2 separate regions of the Homo sapiens genome follow, and region 2 is linked to region 1. Evidence: chromatin loops called from intact Hi-C (ENCODE). Cell type or tissue: heart left ventricle. All regions are shown on one strand. Each heading gives the region's core, and the rest is flanking DNA. Links, peaks and the distances in the headings are about the cores only.

What was found. Peaks named below come from ENCODE experiments on the same cell type or tissue, not always from the same donor. Only the 100,000 strongest peaks of a DNase experiment are listed, where the experiment ranks them.
Region 2: it touches region 1 in a loop (2.4-fold over the local background); 59 of 110 quality-filtered maps call a loop at or near these places.

What each region holds. Positions count from the first base shown.
Region 1 is chr13:41,049,499-41,058,281 of GRCh38, reverse strand. It overlaps a transcript of ELF1 not described here. Among named protein-coding and RNA genes, the nearest start is that of TRE-TTC1-2, 6.9 kb to the left of the region's middle. RefSeq lists an enhancer at 4,594-4,643. In heart left ventricle, for the core only: CTCF peaks have their summits at 2,845 (motif pointing right) and 3,883 (motif pointing left); no DNase peak of the experiment used is centred there; H3K27ac peaks cover 2,331 bases.
Region 2 is chr13:40,970,427-40,979,209 of GRCh38, reverse strand. All of the region lies in intron 2 of ELF1 (E74 like ETS transcription factor 1), which reads left to right. Among named protein-coding and RNA genes, the nearest start is that of ELF1, 44 kb to the left of the region's middle. RefSeq lists a silencer at 894-1,085 and an enhancer at 4,085-4,234. In heart left ventricle, for the core only: a CTCF peak has its summit at 4,344; no DNase peak of the experiment used is centred there; H3K4me3 peaks cover 46 bases.

The sequences.
Region 1 (8,783 bases), core at 1,823-6,822:
AGTGCCTGCAGGGAGGGCCATGGGAGATCAAGCTGGGAATGTAGAAAGGAATTTTAACTTGATAAATTTTGACTAGGTAACAGGTTCTTTTATCAAGGAGTGACATTTTATGTCACAAAAATTTTTAAACCATTTCTGTCTCTTGGAAAACCCAAAGGTAGCAGTGGCATGTGAAAAATTCTTGTTTTAAAAGATTCAAACAATAAAGAAACATGTAGAATATTTTGTGTCCGTACATTTTATGTTTAGGAGTTGAATATTAATTTGTAATTAATAGAATGGAGAAAAGCAATCAGTTAATTAGAATTCACTTTATAGGAATGAAATCTAGGCTTAAAGTGTGAGAATAATCTGTCTTGCTTTGTTGAAAGTGACCTTGGTATTCGAAGACAGAGCTGCTCACTACTGTCAGTAAGACGTATATCTTAAATTGATTAAGGCTAGGTAATCAGTTTGTGAGGATTCATTCTTAACGCTTGTGCCATTGGCAGGCATATTTTAGGTGCTGTCTCTTGGGCCATAAATTAGTGACACTGAGTGCTGTGGATTTACCCAAATAACCTCTTTAATATTTGCTACTGTTAGGTGTAATTAGAAGATACATGAAAGAGGCAGGGTGTGGTGGCTTATGCTTGTAATCCTAGCACTTTGGGAGGCTGAGGCAGGTGGATCAACATGGCGAAATCCCATCTCTACCAAAAATACAAAAAATTAGCCAGGCGTGGTGGCACCCGCTGCACCTGTATCAGCTATTCAGGAGGCCAAGGTGGGAGGATCACTTGAGCCCTGGAGGCAGAGATTGCAGTAAGCCAGGATCTCAGGATCGTGCCACTGCACTCCAGCCTTGGAGACAGAGAGAGACTCCATCTCGGGGTGGGGGGAAAAAAAAGAGAAAAAGTGAGAGAGCCTGGACAACATAACAAGAGCCTGTCTCTACAAAAATAAAATTAAAAAAAAATTAGCCAGGTGTGATGCCACATGCCTGTAGTCCTAGCTACTTGCAAGCCTAAGGTGGGAGGATCCATTGAGCCCAGGAGTTCAAGGCTGCAGTGAGCTGTGATGTTGCCGCTACACTCCAGGTGACAGAGCAAGACCCTAAGACCTTATCTCTTAAAAAAAAAAAAAAAAAAGACGTGAAAGTTCAGTAAATGTTTGCAGAGATGAACGCTGGTATTTAAAGAAGTAGAAGGGATTTTAAAGCAATTACTGCATTTCAGCTAAAATCCGAAGACCTTATCATGGTCTCATAGGTCCAACATTATCTGGACTTTACCCATCTAACCTCAGGTCCTACCTTATCTACCACTTCACTGTATCTTGGCTACGTAGGCTTCCTTTTTGCCATGCCAAACTTATCCTTGTCTCGGAGTTTTGTTTCTTGCCTTTTTCCTTTGCCTGGAATATTCCCCCTGTAGCTCTGCACATCTCAGGTCAACATTACCTTCTCAGATCTTTTCTGACCACTTTAGCTTGAGACTTCCTCTTCCTTGGTTACTTTCTGGTTACTTTATGACATTTTTTTCATTTTCTTAGTATCTGAAATTAACCTGTTTATTTGTTTCTGTTTATTTCTTGTCTTAGTCTGTCAATATAAGTTCCCTGAAGGCAAGGATATCATATGAGATCGTTCTTGTTCTGTATGTAGTAAAGATTCAAACAATAGTAAAGAAGTTGGAACCCTTATACAGTGCTGCTGGAAATGTATAATGGTGCAGTTGCTTTGGAAAACAGTTTGGCAGTTCCTCAAAATGTTAAACAGTTACCATATGATCCAGTATTTCCACTCCTAGGTGTGTACCCAGTAGAAATGAAAACATGCCCACACCAAACCTTGTATACAAATGTTTATAGCAGCATTATTCATAAGCAAAAAGTAGAAACAACCTGAATGTCCCTCAACTGATGAGTGAATAGGTAAAATGTAGTGTATCCACACAGTGGAATATTTGGGAATAAAAAGGGATGAGGTACTCAATCACAAGAACATTACACTAAGGAGTCAGGCATGAAAGACCACATTTTTATTCCATTTATATGAAATATCCAAAATAGGCAAATCTATAGAGAAAGAGGGAAAATTAGTGGTTGCCTTGGATTAGAGGGGATAGGGAGGTTTGGGGTGAGGTGACTGCCAATGTGGATAGTAAATTTAGGGTGATTGAAAGTCCTGAAATAGATTACAGTGATAGTTCTATAACTCTATAAATGCACTAAATAATGTTGAAGTGTACACTTTAAATAGATAAACTTCATGATATGTAAGTTTTATCTCGACTAAACTCTTAAAAGGGATTGAAGCAATAAAAAGCATATAGAATATTTTCTCTCTTGATTTTACATTTATCATTTGGATATTACCTGTTTTAAAATAATAGCAGCCTGGGCAACATGGTGAAACTTCATCTCTACCAAAGAAAAAAAAAAACAAAAATTAGCTGGTGTGGTGGTGCGTTCCTGTAGTCCCAGCTCCTCAGGAGGCTGAGGTGGTAGGATTGCTTGAACCTGGGGGGTTGAGGCTGCAGTGAGCTATGATCGCACCACTGAACTCCAGCCTGGGCAACAGGGTGAGACCCTCTCTCTAGAAAATAAAAATTAAAATAATAATGGAATAATTTAATGGGGAAACTTCAGCTCCTAGTTAGTTCCACAAATGTGGTAAGTGCTTATTAAATAACTGATGGAGGAGGTTAGGTAAGTATACAGATAATTATGATACAATACATAGTTTGATAAATGCTCAGAGGGGACTAAGCCAGGGGTCATAAGTGTTTGATAGTGTTCAAAATCCATATCTGAGTTTGTGTGAGGGGAATGAGGAAAGGCCTCCTGTAGGAGGCAGCATTCGAGATAAGCTTTGAAGGCTGGTTAGGCTTTTGCTGGTAGAGACAGGGATGGGGACAAGGCATTGAGAGGAAGCAAGCAGGAGCAGAGGCATGTCAACAGTTACTAGCACATTTTAATGGAGCTGAGGGTGCAGGTAGGATAGGAATGGGAAATAAGGCTGCGAAAATAGATTAGGGTCTGTAGTGGACAATGTGTTTTTACTATCCTCCTGATGCCTAGTGTGCCTCCAATGGCTCATACTTAGGAAGAACGATACCTCTTACCTGCAGAGAGCTGGAAGTGTCTGGGGACATATCCTCCTCCCGCTCACAGACCACTGTCAGGAGTGTAACTTTGGAGCAGGGGCTTTGACTTGTTTCCCTCTGTATCATCAGACTTGAAGCAGGGCTTGGCACCTGGTAAACATTCAGAAAACATTTGAATGAATGAATGAAAATCAAGAAGTGGCAAGCAAGGTCTATTTAAAGCAAAGCAAAGTTTATTTTACGAAGCCCCTTGACAAGGAGATTTTGGAAGCCTCTTGGATTTGGAGCTAAGGAGTTTAGTTAGGAAAAGAGATTTCTGGTAATACGAGGAATGTTTTAATGAAATGAATTTGGTAGTAACGTGCAGGTTGAACTGGTGGATGGAAGGATTATGTCTGTGCTCCCCATCTCCACTGTCCCTTTCCTGTTCCCACTCCATTAGGCCTTGACAAAGGTCAAGGACTTCCCGCAGTCCAATAATAATCTCCTAACATCTCTCCTTGCTTCTACTCTCTCCCTAAATAGGGTGGTGGCAGCAGAATAGAAAGGATCAGATACAACAGATAACACTGAAGGAAAAAATCTACGACTTCAGAAAGTAAATATTTCTAAAAGAAATAGAGAAGTTATGAAGCACAGATTTTATTGCAGCGGACTGGCAGTTTTTACTCTTAGGGTTGGCCAGCTAGTAAATTTATTGCATACCTGCGTGTGTCTGTGGCTTTCGAACTCTGAAATTGTGCATTGACTCCATGAACAAGTTAATACTGTGAGACTGCCACCCTGTGGACAAAATATCAGGACTAAAACCATCAAGAATTAAAGTTTCATTCATTTGCGATTTACTGTTTTAGAACTGGCTTTGGTTCTTCCACGTTGGTGCATGCAGTGATGCTCATTAAATAGAAAGCTTGAAATTAATTTTTTCTCTGAATTTTTTCTGAGGCTTTTAAATAAAGGGAATCTAAAATGGAACCAGTAGTTTTAAAAAGCTGCAATGATTCAAGAGTGGTTTTTAGATGGTACTTCTTTGCTCTAGAAATTTCATATGGAAGGGTTGGTTTTTTAAAATATTGTGGCATGTAGGCCTGTTGTGAAATGGTCATTTATCCCTTTTGTTGTACTGATTTTTTTCATCCCATTTTATAAGACATATGGTATTATCCTTGAGAGTTATATTTTTTGAGAAATATATCAAACATCCCCCCACACCCTTTTTTGGCTAAGTGAAAGTGGCCTTCTTGCCTCGTTTTTTTGTGGATTTGGTTGTAGTTGTTAAAAGTTCTCTACGTTTTGGATGGATTGCCTTAATTGTATTTATACAAATGAGTTTGGTTTATATTACGCTACTTATTTAGAAGGACACTCTGCTCACAAATTATACTAGTTTGGTAGTTTCATAAACTAGCTTGAATCAAAATAAAATGGTGATTGTGAAATACTTATTTGCTCACTGCAACTCAGGAAATGTTTCAGTTTTGGACTCACGACCAAATAAAACTTTCCTAAGAGATGAGCTGTTTACAGCCAATAATGTTATAAATATCTTACACACTTGAATTCCCAGAGGTGTCAGAAGGGGTGGGGTAGCCATTTAGGGCTTGAAATTTGTGTCACCAGTAAAGCAGAAGTGGGTTGAAGCAGCCATCTGGGGTCAGCAATTGTGCCTTATTTAAGAAGGTGATATCCACACTGAGGAGAATGGATGAATCATTGATTGACCCCCTTGCCACTGATACTTCACCATAGAGACCTGGTACTTTACCATAAGGACCTTACGTTTTGGTAATGTACTAATGGTCAAATATAATGTTAATGATCTTAATTTTTTTTTTTTTTGAGACGGAGTCTCAGTCTGTCACCCAGGCTGGAGTGCAGTAGCATGATCTCGGCTCACTACAAGCTCTGCCTCCCGGGTTCAAGCAATTCTCATGCCTCAGCCTCATGAGTAGCTGGGATTCCAGGCGTGCACCACCATACCCGGCTAATTTTTGTATTTTTAGTAGAGATGGAATTTCACTGTATTGGCCAGGCTGGTCTGGAACTCTTGACCTCAAGTGATCCTCCTGCCTCAGCCTCCCAAAGTGCTGAGATTACAGGCGTGAGCCACAGTGCCTGGTGATTTTAATTATTTAAATATTTCTCTGAGTCAGTTCTGAAAAATGTAGTGTGACAAATGCAATAAACTTTAAGTGTTCGGTTTTATTTAACTTTTTCAAAGTAAATATATGGAGTTGTGGGTAACTTTTCAAAATTATTTTTTGCTAACACATATGTCTCACATTCTACAAACAGTGCTGTGTAATTGTAAGTGAAGTAGACTATGATGAAAGTGCACGTTTATGTAGGTTTACAAGGTAAATTGCCATATAATGTAGATCATTTAGATTAGGTTAGTATTATTTAGATACAGTTTAAGAAAAGTAGCTTACTTTCTTAAATTTATTTTTAAGTATTTACTCATTTATTTATTTATTGAGACAGGGAGTCTCTCTGTCTCCCAGGCTGGAGTGCTGTGTCATGATCATGGCTCACTGCAACCTCTAAATGCTGGGTTCAGGTGATCTTCCCGCCTTGGCTTTCTAAAGTGCTGGGATTACAGGCGTGAGCGACTGTGCCTGGCCAAGGAAGGTAACTTTCAAAATACTTGGTGATCTATTTACTCTTCACCTAGGTATTGAATGAAGAGTCAATAAACTTAAAGATATATTTGTTTTCTAGTCTTCTTTAATGGTTTTGCTATGATATCCTTTTTAAAATTGTAAATGACAATGAACTTACATAAATTTTTAGTTTAACATTTCACCAGCACTTAAGAGACTTTATCACACAATATCTTTCTACATTTTTATGCTATAATGGTTACTATTTCAGGATTAATGGAAGTGTTCACTCCTGAGTTCATTTCACAAATTTAAATACTAAAACATTTTGTTCTTTGAAAAGTAATTCTGGCCAGGCGCAGTGTCTCACGCCTATAATCCCAGCACTTGGGGAGGCTGAGGTGGGCAGATCACTTGAGGTCAGGAGTTCAAGACCAGCCTGGCCAATGTGATGAAACCTCGTCTCTACTAAAAATACAAAAATTAGCTGGGCATGGTGGTGCACACCTGTAATCTCAGCTACTTGAAGGGTGTGTCAGGAGAATCACTTGAACCTGGGAAGTGGAGGTTGCAGTGAGTCGATATCATGCCATTGCACTCTAGCCTGGGCGACAGACTGAGTGAGACTCTGTCTCAAAAAAAAAAAAAAAAAAAAGAGAAAAAGAAAGAAAGAAAAGTGATTCTAATATAGACGACTTGAACTTTGAAAAAGCAATAACTATTCTATAAATTTTGTGTGTATGCAAACTTTAAAACATCTTTTATTTTTGAATGCACACTAATCACTATTGAATACACACCTTTGACTTAAAACATTTTTGTGCTTTATTTTAAATTTGTGGGAAGGTGCCTAGCCTAGTGACTTTTTGATCCAGAGAGTCATTCTAGATTGTCGTAAATCTTTATTTGCAGTTTAATCTTATTACTTAAAGTTTTTTGAATTTAGAGTCCAGAGACCAAGATACATTTCTGATTTAGAATGTGTTGATATATTGCTCTATATGAAACTTTTTTATCCGTTTTCAGGTGTGTGTGTGTGTGTTTTTCATTTTCAGTTTTAATCAAACATTTAATTCAACTTTTCAAGGTTGTAATGGGATTCATTTTACCTCAGCTGTTCAAACGTCTGTGTTTATCATCGATACCCTCTAATGCCAAGGTGCACAGAGCTGAAATAGAAAGGAAGGGTACAGCCACAGGCAAAGAGAATGGGATAAGGTGTCCCAGCGCATGAATTGGGGGCAGTAGTGAAGGAGGAGTATCCTGAAGGGAGGCAAAACATAAGCTTAAGGAATTTGGAGCTCCAAGCAGGCAGGTGGCATCAGAGAATTTCAGATATGAGTGGGAATGCCTTTCATTTGTTTTTTTTTCCCTTTGTTTTTATGCCATTTCACATGAACTACAATATTACTGTCCCTTAAAGTGCTACTTTTAAAAACTTTTTTCTTTTGCATTGCCATTACCTTCTAGAAGGTTGTTTGTTTATGAAACATATTTTTAGATGGCTTTTTGCCACAAATGTGTGGGAAATGAAGGCACATAAAGTTTATATGAAAGCAGTCACAACCTGATACTCATTAGGATGGGTCCTATTAAAACAAAACAAAGCAGAATATAACAGGTATTGGCAAGGATGTGAAGAAACTGAAACTCTTGTACAAGAATTCCTGTGTTGGTGGGGATGTAAAATGTTCTGGCCACAATGGAAAACAGGATGGCACTTTCTAAAAAATCTGAAAGAGGCCGGGTGTGGTGGCTCATGCCTGTAGTCCCAGCACTTTGGGAGGCTTAGGCAAGTGGATCACGAGGTAAGGAGTTCGAGACCAGCCTGGCAAATATGGTGAAATCCTGTCTCTACTAAAAATACAAAAATTAGCTGGGCGTGGTGGCAGGTGCCTGTAGTCCCAGCTACTTGGGAGGCTGAAGCAGAAGAATCCCTTGAACCTGGGAGGTTGCAGCGATCCGAGATTGTGCCACTGCACTCCAGACTGGGTGACAGAGCGAGACTCCATCTCAAAAAAAATTTTTTTTGAAAGAGAATTATCATAATCCAGCAATTCTGCTTCTTGATATATACTCAAAATAATTGAAAGCAAGGTCTCAGAGATATTTGTATGTTCTTAGCAGCGTTACAATAATAAATATTTATTATGTTACCAAAAGGTGGAAGCAACCCAAAGATCAGTCAGTGGATGAATGGTTAAAGTGTGGTGTGTACATACAGTGAAATGTGATTCAGCCTTAAAAAGGAAGGAAATTCTGACAACATGCTACATAACCTTGAGGACATTATGCTAAGTGAAATAAGCCAGTCACAAAGAAGATATACTGCATGATTCACCTTATATGAGGTACCTAGAATAGTCTCATAGAGACTTAAGTAGAATGGTGGTTGCCAGGAACTGGGGGTAAGGGAGAAAGGGGGGTTATTGCTTAATGGATATAGAGTTTCAGCTTTGAAAGATGAAAAGAGTTTTGTTGCACCACAATGTGAATGTACTAAAGACTATTGAACTGTATACTTAAAAAGGATTAAGATAATACGTTTTGTTCTACTTTACCCCAATTAAATAATTTTAAAAAGCAAATTTCAGTTTGTATGTGGATACTCTATGCACATTATTTATGAATGTAAACAGCATCTGTAATGATGCAGTTTCTTATTTCACCAATATGTGAGTGTTAGATGCTGGGATAAAACAATGATAAAAGCTGACAAGATCCTCATGAAGCTTGCAGTTTAGTGGGAGAGACGGACATGGATTGAACAAGTAAAAAGTGTGCTTAAGTGTACACGCATGGCAGGGAGACCCCTAACATAGTGTAGGGAAGGGCTGGATTGAGAAGGCTTCCCTAAGGACATGACGTTTCTGTAGAGATCCAAAGGATGACTAAGCCTTATGTAAGAGAAAGGGAGAAAAGGGAAGAGAGAGTAGATTGAGGGAGTAGCATTTTGCAAATGGTCTGCAAGGAGGAAAGAGTGTATTTTGGGAAATGAAAGGCCTGGTGGGCTGTCATGTAGAAAGTGAGATGCAATGGGAGATGAGGCTGCAAGGTATCAAATCATATAAGACATTCTAGGCCATGTTAG
Region 2 (8,783 bases), core at 1,698-6,697, 79 kb after region 1:
TTGTACACTTATGTGATTATATCTGTAGGGTTATTAAAAACAGAATTACTGAGCTTACTAAAAATATAAATACAAATATTCTTTTAAAAGGCTGTGTTACGTGGACATAAAGATGGACAAGTCTGTGTTACGTGGACATAAAGAGGGACTACTAGATGGGGGAAGGAAGGAAGCAGGCAAGGGTTGAAAAACTAACTATTGGGTGCTGTGCCCACTGCCTGGGTGATAGGATCAATCATACCTCAAATCTCAGCCTCACCTATGTAACAAGCAATATACTCATGTAACAAACCTGCACATGTACCCCCTGAATCTAAAATAAAAGTTGCGGGGGGTAAGAGGAGCTGTATTAATTTCTACTACTACTAATAGTGTATTTCCCAAACCATTATCAACAGAAGTCCTTTTTTTTTTTTTGGCCAGTCTTTAGGGTGGAAATGACATTTTACTATTTTAATTTGTATTTCCTTGACTACTAGTGGTGAAGTGGTTTATTTGTAAATTTTATTTATTTTCAATTAGAGTTTTCTTTGATTTACTTATTAATATATCCTTTTGCCCAGTGGGAATTTTTTAAGTATTATGGTCACTACATTAGAATCATTGACATTTTCTCCCAGTCTAGTGTTGTCTTTTAACAATGTGATATCTTGTGCGCTATAGAAATTTTAAATGTTTTTAATAAAATATGTCAATATTACAAATTAATAATATTAGTTTTGGGGGCTTTTCTTGCCTTCTGCTTAGGAAAGCTTTATTCTCTTCACTCCTGTCACTCCTAAAATTAGTATATACTCTCTTTACATTTTCTTTTCTTTTTTGTTTTTTTTTTGAGACTGAGTCTTGCCTCGTCACCCAGGCTGGAGTGCCGTGGTGTGATCTTGACTCACTGCAACCTCCACCTCCCAGGTTCAAGCAATTCTTCTGCCTCAGCTTCCCAAGTAGCTGGGACTACAGACACGCACCACCACGCCCAGCTAATTTTTGTATTTTTAGTAAAGACAGGCTTTCACCATGTTGCCCAGGATGGTCTCCATCTCTTGACCTCGGGATCTGCCTGCCTCGGCCTCCCAAAGTGCTGGGATTTCAGGCATGAGCCACCGCCCCCGGCCTACATTTTCTTCTAGTATCTTTCATATGTTTGGCTCCTCAGTCCATCTGCAGTTTATTTTTGTATGATGTGAGGTATTCATGATTTGAAGATTCTTCCCCCACTCCCACAAATAGTGGTGTTAGCCCTTCACCATTTATTGAATGTTTTATGTTTTTCACACTTAAACTGCCACCTTTGTTAATACTAAATTACCATGTGTACAGGCTTCAGTTTTGAACTTCCTAGTGTATTCTCCTTCGTTGAACTGTTTTTATATTGTGCCAGTATCACATTGTTTTCATTAGAATCATTTTATAGATTTGATATCCGATAGGATATCCTCCTCCCCCCAAATTGGAATAGGATTTTGAATGAATTTTAGAGTTAGCTTGTTAAGCTACATGAAAACCCTGTTGGGATTTTTAACTTTTTAAAGTTAAAAAGTATTTATGACTTTTAAAATAATGTATTCTGTTTTGGCTGTTTATAAAATCACTGAAGGCACCAGATTAGAATATATTTTTTGTTTTCAGTTATGGTCTAGGTTATAAATATATATTAGTCTAAAGAAACTGACACTATTAATAGGGTTGCCAGCATTTTGATCATCTTCCCTTATTCAGTTCATATTTTCCAGAATTGCTTGGCACTCTTGAGTGGAGATGGCAGGGGTCATGGCGGGGGTGTTGGAAAGGAAATATCAATGCTGTTGATGCTGACAATTTAAAACTCTGTTGTTGCTGTCTGTTCTAAACTGGGAATATTTGTAGCTGAGAATGAAGCACTTCTATGGGAGAGCAACCCCATCAGTATTGAATGCAATATCCCTTTATGCAATGGTGCTTTGGTTTGATCTTAACAAGCGTGTTAGCATGGTGAATGTATGAGAAGAAGAAGCAAGCAGAAGTCTATGGATACAAGTTTCTAAAGAGAAGGAAACCTATTTACTTAAATGTTCCAGGAGTTAATTTAATGAAGAACAGCCGGCATAGTTTAATGCTTTTTATAATTTTGATATATTATATGAAAAAAACACTGTATTTTTTTTTCAGTCATTGGTTTTAAAAGTAGAATTTCTGGCAAATCATATTTGTGTTTAATAGACTTAAGTCACTAGAGAGAAGTTTGGTGACATGGAAAAAATGAACATGTGGAACAACAAATTTTTATAGAATCTCATCACAATATAAGAAGGTAGTCTTAGCACTTTCCTCTCTAGGGTGTAAATTGGCTTCCTCCGACTGCTAATTCCTGGAGGTTAAAGAGTAACAGTGCCGGGTGCAGTGGCTCATGCCTGTAATCCCAGCACTTTGGGAGGCCAAAGCGGGTGGTGTATATCACATGAGAGCAGGAGTTCGAGACCAGCCTGACCAACATGGAGAAACCCCATCTCTACTAAAAATACAAAATTAGCAGGCGTGATGGTGCATGCCTGTAATCCCAGCTATTCAGGAGGCTGAGGCAAGAGAATTGCTTGAACCCGGTAGGTGGAGGTTGCAGTGAGCTGAGATCGCACCATTGCACTCCAGCCTGGGCAACAAGAGTGAAACTCCGTCTAAAACAAAACAAAACAAAAAGAATAACAGTGCCTTGCTGTCTTTTATACAAGCTGCCCAGTGATTTTTTCATGCAGTGTTTGGGAAACACTATTCAATGTAACACAGATAAATGCAAAGTGCTGTGGATACTGAGAATGGAGCCATTGACTGCACTGCAACTTTGGGAATGCTTCACCATGGAAGTTGAACTGGATCTCAAAGGAGGATCTAGTTTATCTGACAGATGAAGAAGAGGAGGTGTTCTAGAGCAGTAGAGTGTACCAAAACTTTTAACAGATTCTCTTGACTTCATTATCAGTCCAAACATCTTAATTTATGGTTAGAAACTTTTCACAGTGTGCCTGTTTCACACTATGTAATTTTCCAGAATGCTTTCCTGCTTCCCCACTGTTTGCTCAGAAATGATCTCCAACATTCATACCTGTTGCATATTTAAGTCTAATAATCTTTCAAGATTTTAGAACAAAGCATACTTTTTCCAGGAACTCATCCTAAAATAATTCCTTCAAGAATTAACAACTTTATTCTGTTATTTCTATGTTGCTTATTATCAGTCTCACGTTTGCCATCTTAAATTTTCATATACACATTACTAATTTTTTCAAATGTGTTAAATTATTTGAAGTAAGACATTGTCTTTTTTCCCCTTAATATTACCAAAGCCTTTAATATCACTGAGTCCTCTTAAAGATTTTTTTTCTTTTTAAAATCTGTTGAATAAGTGATCTCTTCTATAAAATAGGTAAAACTTACCTGTTGCTAGATGATCTGGGATATATAAGTGTTCAGTTATGGTTCTTATCATATCAGAGCATCTCTGAATAATGAGAGGGTGATACCTTGCCCACAGCTGTCTTGACCACAGAATACATTTTCCCAGGACCTATTGTCCACATTCTCATTTGGTGCAGGGACAATGTAGCCATGTCACTACAGTTCTAAGACCAGAAACAGATGCTCATGGAATCTTTTTTCTGAAGTATTTGGAACTGATCTGTTGTACATTTAGTGGAAAACACTTCAAATAACTTTTAAAGATTGTCATTGAAATTGTAAATAAATAAAATGTGTTAAATGACAGTTGTTCACATTTATTAAATCTGGTTGTAGGCATGTGGATGCTTTTGTTTTTCCCTCTACTCTGTTGTATATTAAAATTGTTTTTCAAAAAAAAAATCAGAGAAACTAACATTCATATAGAACTTTCCTTTTTCCTTATATGCTATTTCCTGTATGTAAGAGGATAAGTCACACCAACCTGCCATTTTTCAACTGGAATGGCAAGATTCTGTTAGGTCAGAGATTAGGTGTACCTCATAAAGTAAGGTAGAAGGAATGAGTTGATAGTGTTTAATGTGTAACTTATTCAGCGCCAGTGATGAGAAGGGCAGGAAGCTGGAGTGTTGCTACTGATCTGTACGTGGACTTAGTGGATCCTCTGTTATTTACCTTAAAATTCCAGGTTCTATCTGCTTTGGTTGCCTTCTTTTTAAATCTTGTCATATCAAACTTAAGAAATCCATTAAAAGCTTGGCCATTTGTGAAACTAATATACAGAGGTTGCTTGTTTATTTTTGGTACACTTGGAAAAGTCTTTATCAAAGGAGTTATGTCTTAGAGTCCCCAGCTACAAGCCTGATTGCCTTCTGGGGGAGATCTGACTTTGCATAAAGGCTGAGGCCCTCTTCAGGTTAAGTGAAGGAACAACCCTGCCTGTGGTCTAACATTTGGCTTATCTCTTTGCCCATTCTTGGCAGCAAGGAGGCTGATAGTTGTTATGAAAGAGGAGTCAGTGTGGAGAGTAGGAACTTATTACTCTTTTTTGCAAAATCTTCCTTTAACTGCCCCCTAGCCATCCCACAGAGGCCCAGGGATAACGTCCTGAAAATGAATAAGATGAGATCATTGTATAGGGTAGAACATGGACTAGATGGGCTTCAGAAACTTTCAGTGGTGAATTTTAGTAGCTAGTGTTTAGTGAGCATCTTGCCCCATGCACTGTGCTTTATAGGGATTATCCTATTTAATTCTTACAACAATCCTAAGAAGTAGGTGCTCCTAATTCTCACTACAAAAGAGTCAAGTGAGGCTCAGCGAAGGGAAGCAACTTGCCTGTAATTTCATAGCTACTAAGTGATAAAGCTAGGAATTGTAACCCAGCCTGTGCCTTTAACCACTAATTGAATAATACTAGCCACTGCAACATGTAAGTGGTGAAAAGTAGTTTAAAATATGGAAGAATTATTATATCCTGCATTTATGATTTTGGCAAAAAAGTGTTACTAATTTTAGCTAATTAGTATAATTACAGGTAGATGGTTCTTATGCCTGGCATACCTGTATATGTACCTTTTAAAAAAAACAGCTTTATTGCAATGTAATTCACATACCATATAATCCATCTACTTAAAGTGTACAAATCAATGGTTTTAAGTTTATACAGAATTGTATGTCTGTCTCCATAATCAATTTTAGGACATGTTTATCACCCCAAAGGGAAATCTGTACCTGTTAGCAGTCATGACCTATTCTTCCCCACTCTTCCTAGCTCCTGGGAACTACTAATCTACTTTCTGTCTCTGTATGTTTGCCTATTCTGGACAATTCAGTTATAGTAAATGGAATCATAGAATATGTGCTGTCTTGCGACTGGCTTCTTTTACTTTGGCATCCTGTTATCAAGGTTCATCTGTGTTGTGCCATGTATCATTACTCCATTCTTTTTATTACTGAATAATATTGTATCATATGGATATACCACATTTTATTTATCCATTCTGTACACATTTTCAAAGAACACTTTTTAAAATGAGGTTTGTGTTGGTCAGTTTCTTGTCAGAAATAGAGTTGGCAACGTCTTCTCCCAGAAAATACTCAATCACCTAGAATAGCCTTCCTGGGTAAAAAAAAAAAAAGGAAATTAGCACCTCTGTTGCTTCTAAAAATAACTTAAAAAAATTTCCCCTAACATTTGACACCTTTGATGTGTCTTAGTTTTGCTATGTGATCTTGAAAATTTTTGTCTCCTTTCCATTTCAGTGAACACATAGCACATAAAAGATAGGCAGTTATATAAACAGTTAGTGTAACTGGCCTTTTTTAAAAAAGAGGGTCATTTTCAACATATTTAGAGAGTACTGATGAAAATAATTGTTTGTGTGTGTTTTAGAAATAGTAACCAAAATTCTCAATATTAGAGCAATTCTTCTTTTGGAAAATTGCCAAGGAATTGTTGTTAGAAATGCTACATTATAATATTTTGACTGGTAAAACATTTGTAAGCTGACCCATTTAACCTGTTCCCACTAAATGTGATGTTGAAAGTACTGAAGATACGAGACCAGGAAACTTATCAGCAGGATGATGCGAAGATTAAAGTTAGGAAAGAAGCTTCCCTCCTAAAAGGTGATCTTTTAGGTGACAGTTTAATGATTTATTATATTTTATGGTTTTACATGATTTCTGCATTTGCCCTATTCTACTTTATTTTGTGGCATATGCAAAATAAAAACAAGAACTTTTAGAACAAAATTCCATTGTTCTGTTGGAAAGGAGCTACTGGGAAGCCCAGCTATCTGTAATCTCCTCCCTCCCCTTTCCTACCTCAACACACACATTCGGAAATAATGTATTATTTAAAGACTTAGGTGGGAGATGATTTTTTAAACAGTGATTGATTAGTGTGTGTTCAGTCCACTGCCCACAACTTTGACATAACATTTAATCATGAAAACTGATGTTTGTCAATCAAGAGTCTGTGTGATATGGCATTAAAAAAACATCAATTTGGGAGCCTGGCTCTAGCTGTGTAACTTTAGACAAGTTTTTACATATCATTGAGCTTTATTTCTTTCACAAAAATAACAGAATTACCTCCCAAGGTTATGAGCATTAAATGCTTATGCAATGCATTTACCTATAGCATGGTACATGGAACAGTCCTCATATTAATGACCTGAGATAAATCAAGAAAAAGCTTTAATAGCTCTTGTCTTACACTGGATAATCTCTATTATCCAACTGGGTAAGTGAGGTGATGAAAGTGATTTTTGTGACTTGCATACCAGTTATACAAATTCATTCAGATCGTTTTGTTTTGTTCTGTTGTCACATTTTTCCTTTGATAATCCAGAATGGCTGTCTTGATTCTAGAATAAGCCAATAAACTTGTGACTCAGGATTTTAAAAATCTGGTGGACTTATGCCGTAAGGGAGCATTTTCCTTTAACATTTGTTTCGACATAGTTTGCCCTGGCGTTGTTCAGTTTTTTTGGAGTACCACTAATTTCTCCCATACCTATGAGCAGGTAGTATGAATTTTCCATTCTGGGAGAGACTCTATTGTAGCTAAACTGCCTGTATTCAAGGATGCCTTACCTCATTTTATTCTTTGCTGTGTACATATTGTATAAGATTCTTGTCAAAGTCCATCTTTTCATAGCAGAAATTGCCCTTTATGATTTTTTAAAATTCTTTGAGTTATATGGAATCTGCATGTTTAAAACACTTACCTGTCTGGTAGTGACTACTCTGATATTTATTAATCTACTTAGTTTGTAAGTAAAGTAAACATTTACATCTGGTTAAAATTTACTATACCCCCCCCCAAAAAAAAACTACCTGTTTGTTTACCTCATAACTGATTCTGTTTACATATACCCACACATACACAACCCACCAATACTATTAAGCTTTTAATGTGGACATTCCAATAAGAAAACAGATCATTCTCATTGACTCTTACTTTTTGAGATGTATGGCCAAATTGTAATTTATCCTGGCTACAAAAAGAAGAATCTAGGCAAAGACTAAAGAAAGCCAATTGTCATGACACAGTTACACTAGGATTAGACTTTGTTAAAAAATAACTCCACAAGGATTTGCAATGGAATTTCAAACATTATCTTGGGGAATTCTGGAGAAAAGACCATTTTACTTAGACCTTTATGTTTTTGATGGTGCTGTGCAAGAGAGAAGCCAGGATTTTTTCAGAAACACTCAAATACTGGCCAGACGCAGTGGCGCATGCCTGCAATCACAACACTCTGGGAAGCCAAGGCAGAAAGATCGCTTGAGCCCAGGAGTTTGAGACTAGCCTGGGCAACATAGGGAGACCCCGTTTCTATTAAAAAAATAGCTGGGTGTTGTGGTGCCTGCCTGTGGTCCCATCTACTCAGGAGGCTGAGTTGGGAAGATCACTTGAGCCTGGGAGGTGGGGGCTGCAGTGAGTTGTGATCTTGCCACTGCACTGTAGCCTGGGTGACAGAGTAAGACCCTGTCTCAAAAAAAAAGAAAAAGAAAACAAACTTGTTTCAGCTGTAGGTCTAATACAGTGATCATTTAGAAGATAACTATCAATCTATATATAATATACATTTTTTATCCAAGCGTTAATTGAAATGAGACTTTCATTATGACTTAGTAATAAATTCTAAGTAGTTTATCTATAGGATCCTGTACTGGTAGTGGTTAAACTTGTGGACTCTAGAGTCAGATTGCTTGGGTTCAGATTTCAGCTTTTTCTGGCTGGGTGACTAGTATGTGTCAATAATATATAGCCTAGTGTTGTGGGGATTGAGTGGATAAAGCCATATGACGTCCTTAACATAGTAGCTGCTTCCGTCATCACTACATTAGGGGTACCACTGTATTCTATTTTATAGTTTATTATATTGAAAGACTCCCAAAGACAGAGACTAGAGAACACTTTTTACACAGCGCTGTAGTGAGTTTTTTTAGTTGAAAGTACATTGACCAGACACTTGAATCCTTTTTTCCCCTTAATTAAACCACATGTTTATCTATGTGACATTTATAGCAGGTACATAATCCATAAAAATGAGGATATTAGAGAACAAACGCCATTGGGAAGTGTAAGGAGGCTAATAGAGACAAGTATGTTTTCTTGGCACGGAGGTTAACATCCAAACATACTTGGCACGAAGATTAACATCCAAAGCAGCATCTTTGCATGTTAACCTCCATGCCAAGAAAACATTACTTGCCTTAGTCTTGAATACAATGTAAAGATAACACTGCCTAACATCTTGTACAGCTCTTTGTAGTTTACAGTCTTTTCTGTATACACTTGGATTCTTACAAGTCACTGTATGATAGAGATCGTATTTTTC